Regions from separate parts of the Homo sapiens genome. Here region 2 is linked to region 1. A link is a contact called in ENCODE Hi-C or POLR2A ChIA-PET data. All regions are on one chromosome and are shown on one strand. The core of a region is the stretch at or near the end of the contact, and the rest is flanking DNA. Distances in the headings are between cores, read along the strand shown.

Region 1 (2,700 bases), core at 23-2,522:
CAGCACTTTGGGAGGCCAAGGCAGGAGAATCACTCGAGCCCAGGAGTTCAAGACCAACCTAGGCAACAAAGTGAGACCCCATGTCTCTACAGTAAGAATACAAAAATTAGCCGAGTATGGTGGTGCATGCCTGTAGTCCTAGCTACTCAGAGGCTGAGGTGGGAAGATCACTTGAGCCCAGGAATTTGAGACCAGCCTAGGCAATATAGTAAGACTCTGTCTCTATAAGAAATAAGGAATTAGCTGGGTGTGGTGGCACATTCTTGTGATCCCAGCTACTTGGGAGGCTGAGGTGGGAGGATTACTCGAGCCCTGGAGGTTGAGTCTGCAGTGAGCCAAAATTGTGCTGCTGCACTCCAGCCTAGGCAACAGAGTGAGACCCTGTCCTTTAAAAAAAAAAAAAGCTGGGCTGAGGGGGCCCACCAAAGGGGTAAGGAAAAACTTATAGATGAAGGCCTCACAAGACTTAATACATAGACAGCATCACTGTGCATTATCTCAGACTTTTTCACAAGGTATTCAATCCTGCCTGTCATTCTTTATATTCAGGAAATACTAAAGTAAGAAAAGTGATTTTTTCTTTTCTTTTCTTTTTTTTTTGAGATGGAGTCTCACTCTGTCACCCAAGCTGGAGTGCAATGGCGCAATCTTGGCCAACTGCAACCTCTGCCTTCCGGGTTGAAGCAATTCTCCTGCTTCAGCTTCCCGAGTAGCTGGGATTACAGGCATGCACCACCACAGCCAGCTAAGTTTTGTATTTTAGTACAGACGAGGTTTCACTATGTTGTCCAGGAGGGTCTCAAACTCCTGACCTCAAGTGATCTGCCCGCCTTAGCCTCCCAAAGTGCTGGAATTACAAGCGTGAGCCACCATGCCTGGTCGATTAACTTTTAATAGACCATGCATTTAGGTTAATTATTTCTCTGGTTAAAAGCACTCCACAAAAATAGAGTTAGAAATAAATTTTAAAAGGAGGTGTATTTCTTTTTCTTGTTTGATAATATTTTATTGATTATAATGTTTTCTTGGTTTTTGCTTGTCTTTTATATAGAATAAACAGTTTAGCTTGGACTTGTGTAATAACATAATAAAATGTAAAAATTGACGCTATTAAAGGACTTAAACAATAAAATGATGGAAAGTAGTAGGTAGATTCTGCATGATAAGAAGCATATCCACAGCTCTGAATAGCTGAGCAAGTCTACAGGACTTTTCCTATGTTCATATTAATCACTAGGGGGCAACATAGACTATACCTTTAATAATCACATATCACAGTCAGATTGCGGATACAGGAAGTGAAAGCAGAGACATGAGTGGCAGAAGTCAGGAAGATAAAAGCTGCAACTAAAATCATCAGTTAATTTTGTGAACTGCATGAAACCATCAGTAACCAGTTATTTTAGTAGGATAACCTACTGAGTGAAGTCTTAGGAGCTTTCTCTTTTTATTTTTTATTTATATTTTTTTGTAGAGACAAAGTCTCCCTATGTTGCCCAGGCTGGTCTCCAACTCCTGGCCTCAAGCAATCCTCCCACCTCACCCTCTCAAGTAAAAGATTTTTCTTTTAATTTTTGAAGGAAATCAAGTAGACATGATCATTGTGCTCTGAAAGTCATGCACAGAATCATGTAGCGCATTAAAAAGTCATGAAAAATGGAATCCTTTTTTTTTTTTATCAAGCATACCTATCAATTACACATCAGTACAATCACTTTTTTTCTGTCCAGAGTGCCCAATCAATGTATCAATGTGGCCTTGTTTTAGTTTCCTTTTTTTTTTTTTTTTTTTTTTTAAAGAGATAGGGTCTCACTTTGTTGCCCAGACTGGTCTCAAACTCCTGGCCTCAAGTTATCCTCCCACCATGGCCTCCCAAATCACTGGAATTATAGGTGTGAGCTACCGCACAGCCAGTTTTGTTCTTTACATTGTATAATATACATGACATGAGTCATGTCATCCTTGCTCAGCTTCAAAAAACATGAAGGAAGCTTCCAAATGGGGAAAGAGCCAGTAATGGAGGGAAAATAAAACACCACCTTAGGAATTGTGTTTTTGATTTTCATACTTACTAGTAATTTTTTAAATATGTTTATATCTACCCAATGTTTTGGTTGTATGTGTTTTAATTATTAAATGCTATAAATCTATTTTGGGAGAAAGTTAGTTACAATAATGAATGCATTTAAAAAAACACTAATACCTAATTGTTGTGCATATCTTTTGCTATTTTCCTTAGAAGTTACTTCCTGGAAGTTCTTAAGGTGCATGACATATATGGCCAACCAATTTATAATCCCATCCCACAATGTATAAAAGTGCCTGCCTCACTTGCCCCCACCAGTACTGAGGCCCAATTTTATATTTTTCCTGTTGTTTCATGTTCTTTCATTTAAATTGACCATAGCAATTTTATGGAACAATAATGTTACCGAAACACCAGTTCAGTCTAGGCCCCATTGCTCACCAGAGAGGCAATCGCTAAGATGACAAGCGTTGCCAGGGAAGAAGCCTTTATTGCATTACGGGTGATGTCAGCCGAAGAAACAGAAGCCAAACCTCCAATCCGTTCCTTCCCCAAGCCTAAAGTTAAGGATTTATATAGCAAGGAAGGAAAACAGGCGGGGCAAGGGAGCAGACAGTTGAATGAGGAGTCTAGTGTCTCATTGTAACCACTGTGGGGAAATGGGAATTAGAGAG
Region 2 (2,721 bases), core at 139-2,638, 41 kb before region 1:
AGTTTTTGTAAATGTAAAATGGGTACATTATAAAGAACTTAAAGATGTTCCTTGCTTAGAACAGGAAGAACCTTTAAAATATTGGTGAATAAATCATTTTCCAATAGTTTCTGCTCTTGCTTTTGTTGTTTGTTTGTTTTGTTTTGTGTTTTGTTGTTTGTTTGGTCTGTCCCTTCAAGTCAGGCCACCATAGCTACAGTTGCTCTTTGGTAAAAATCTTAATAACAGAGTCAAAAGATTAAAGTCATCTCAGCAAACTTTGAGTTGTCTACACCCAGATTACTCTCCTTCTCTTTCTCCGCCCCCACCCACCACTTCCAATCACCTCTTTCTCTCTCTTTCTCTCTCTTTCAAACAGGAAAAAGACTTTCCTGGCTTGCATTTAAGTTCTAAACACAAGTTCATATTTATAGAAGTTGAAGAAGTTGTAAAGGGCACTTCAAAGCATTCTTACTTGAAGGACTCGACTTTGCTTAAACGCTGTAAGTTGTTTTCTAATCAGAGACCTAACTCACACATCCTAAGAATGAAGGAACGCAGAGGTGGGGCGAAGCCTGCCAGGGAGCAGAGGTCAGACTTGGGTTAGGGAGCCAGGGTCCTGGACAGACCCAGAGCACGGAACCTTTCCCACCTCTGAGCCACGGTGACCAAAATCCAAGCTCCGTCCTAGCAGTAACCAGTGAGCGAGGACACACCCCCTGCCAGACGCTAGCTCGTTGAAAGCCTTTACCCAATCTTTGTCATCCGAGCCAAGAGGGGCCAGGAGGCGGGGAGAGCGACCCTACCGGGAATCAGGGAAGCGGGAGGGCCAGGCCGTGAGGGAAGCGGGAGGGCCGGGCCGGGGCCACCGCCCCCCTCGGCCTCCCGAGGGAGGTGGCGGCCAGAGGCCCGGAGCCCCAGCGGAAGCTCTCCGCGGCAACCCCCCCGGGGCCTGCAAGGTTGGAAGGGCGCTCAGCCCAGCCGCAGCCCATTGGCACTGCACGCGCGGGGTCCCGACCTCGGGCTCTGCAGGACCCTCGGGCTCCCTTTCCGTGTAGCCCCTGCTTCTCCCGAGGGCCGACCTGAGCCGGCTTCGCTGGTGTCCACATTCCCGCGCTGGGCCGTGCAAAGAAGCACCGGCGTCCCGGGGGCCTGGTGCGCTTCCCGCTATCCCCGCCCGGACAGGAGCTAGGGGCCCAGGTGCAGCCGAACGGGAGCCCGGGTTCCCCAGAGCCCGTGACCGGGCTGCGGCTCCCCTCCGCCCCTGCCCGACCCGACCCCAGGAAGGGGTGCAGAGAGACCACACGAGTGGGGAGCGCACGACGTACCTGGGAGAACTCCGAGCAGTCACCTGAGAGAACGCCGAGCAGCCGCCTGGCTGCGCTTTCTCGCTGCCTCCGAGCCGGCCTGCCCGGGACTAGGAAGTAAGCAAAAGGGAAAGTCCGCGCGGCCGGGCGCCCCCTCCTTCTGGGGTGCGGGAACCGCCCCTTCCACGGGGCACGTGCGCCGCTGCGCAGCCGGAGGGAACTCTGGACCTCGCGCTGAGTTCCAGGCAGGTGGCCCCGAGCGAGCCCCCGCGGCCGTGCTTCCCAGCAGGCTCCCGCCCTTGACCGTGAGCTAGGCTGCGACAGGCCAGAGGCGGGTCCTGCCCCGACAGCTGCCCCGTGCAAGGCTGGGTCGAAGAAGAGAGCTGGGGGCTTGGCGGAGGTTCCAGGTCAGAGAAAAGCGAATCGAGACGCTAGAGGCGGCCTGCGTGGGATTGGCAACCACAGGGAAAGCTAAGTGCCCAACCAGTATTTTCTTGAAGCTTCGGGCATCCAGGACCTCACATCACCTGAAACACACCGTCTTTAAATTCCACTCCTGATGCTTTTCCATCCATGGAAGCCCGAACTCAGGCTCATGAATCGTGCTTCTCCTTTCCCCACTTTTCCACACTCTATTCACCTGCCAGTACATCTCCAGGGTCCGCTTCCACCCAAAAGTCTATGCCCTCCTGCATTAAAATAGGTTCACCCTCCAGACTAACACAGAACGATTTTGCCTAAGGGAGCAGATAAGGACAGCCCCGGATTTTTTTCCCCAATCCAGTGACAGTCCCTACTGGTGCACCATCTCTAGCACCTACATTCCATCCCACTTCTCACCATGCAAAGATTTGGGCTTCCCACTTCTGTCTACAGTTTGAAGCTAAGCCCTTCCCTTGCCCCTATTCCATCCCTACTTCCCAAAGTAATACCAAAAACAGTCATTGATCAATTTTCTTCATTGCCACAGAACCTAGCTGTCTCCACGGTTAGGAATATGTATAAGGGAAGAAAACAAGCTTTTAAAATTCAACTGCCTTAATGTTAATAATCTACCTTTTATGTTCATAATTACATTTGATTTTCACAAAGTGAGATATGAAGCAGAGCAAGCATCCTTGTTCCTCCCTTACACAAGAAAATGTCATGTGAATTGTATAACATATGACAGAACTGAGATTTGAAACCAGAATTTTACCTTAAATCCAGGGCTGTTTCTCCTACCCTGTTCCACATCCCTAATCCTCTCTGATGGTTGGAACATCAGGGAAACTTAATCAATAGACCTAAATATGAAATTGAGAGGTTTTTGTATACAGGTCACTATCTTACTATTTTTCTTTATCCTGACCATCAGGTTGTCCAGCTGGCTGAAAATGCTTTCTTATTAATTCCAAATCTCCAGCTCTCTACCTTGTGATTTCTGACAAAAGAA

Evidence for each region. Hi-C counts contacts between places; a loop is a spot of excess contacts on that map. ChIA-PET counts read pairs that join two places held with the same protein, here RNA polymerase II (POLR2A). Pooled maps may share reads with other maps.
Region 2: a map of CD14-positive monocyte shows a loop between it and region 1 (4-fold over the local background). The contact joins the promoter of TLR2 here to the enhancer-like site in region 1. A Hi-C loop is called at or near these places in 8 of 168 maps with a recorded cell type or tissue (CD14-positive monocyte, MCF 10A, aorta and 2 more) and 12 of 50 pooled maps. POLR2A ChIA-PET finds 5 or more read pairs at or near these places in 4 of 52 experiments (MCF 10A, RWPE1, activated T-cell and 1 more).

What each region holds. Positions count from the first base shown.
Region 1 is chr4:153,642,148-153,644,847 of GRCh38, reverse strand. It overlaps the pseudogene LOC100419170. Among named protein-coding and RNA genes, the nearest start is that of TLR2, 41 kb to the left of the region's middle. RefSeq lists a silencer at 1,164-1,233. Within about 2 kb of position 1,272, at least 2 of the 41 ENCODE cell types and tissues checked have a DNase peak (open chromatin) inside an H3K27ac peak, as active enhancers do; they include CD14-positive monocyte, where a contact is called at or near this core.
Region 2 is chr4:153,682,947-153,685,667 of GRCh38, reverse strand. It overlaps TLR2 (toll like receptor 2), which reads right to left and starts at 1,388. Exons shown (of 3, transcript NM_001318789.2): 1 at 1,308-1,388. RefSeq lists silencers at 1,121-1,210, 1,491-1,670.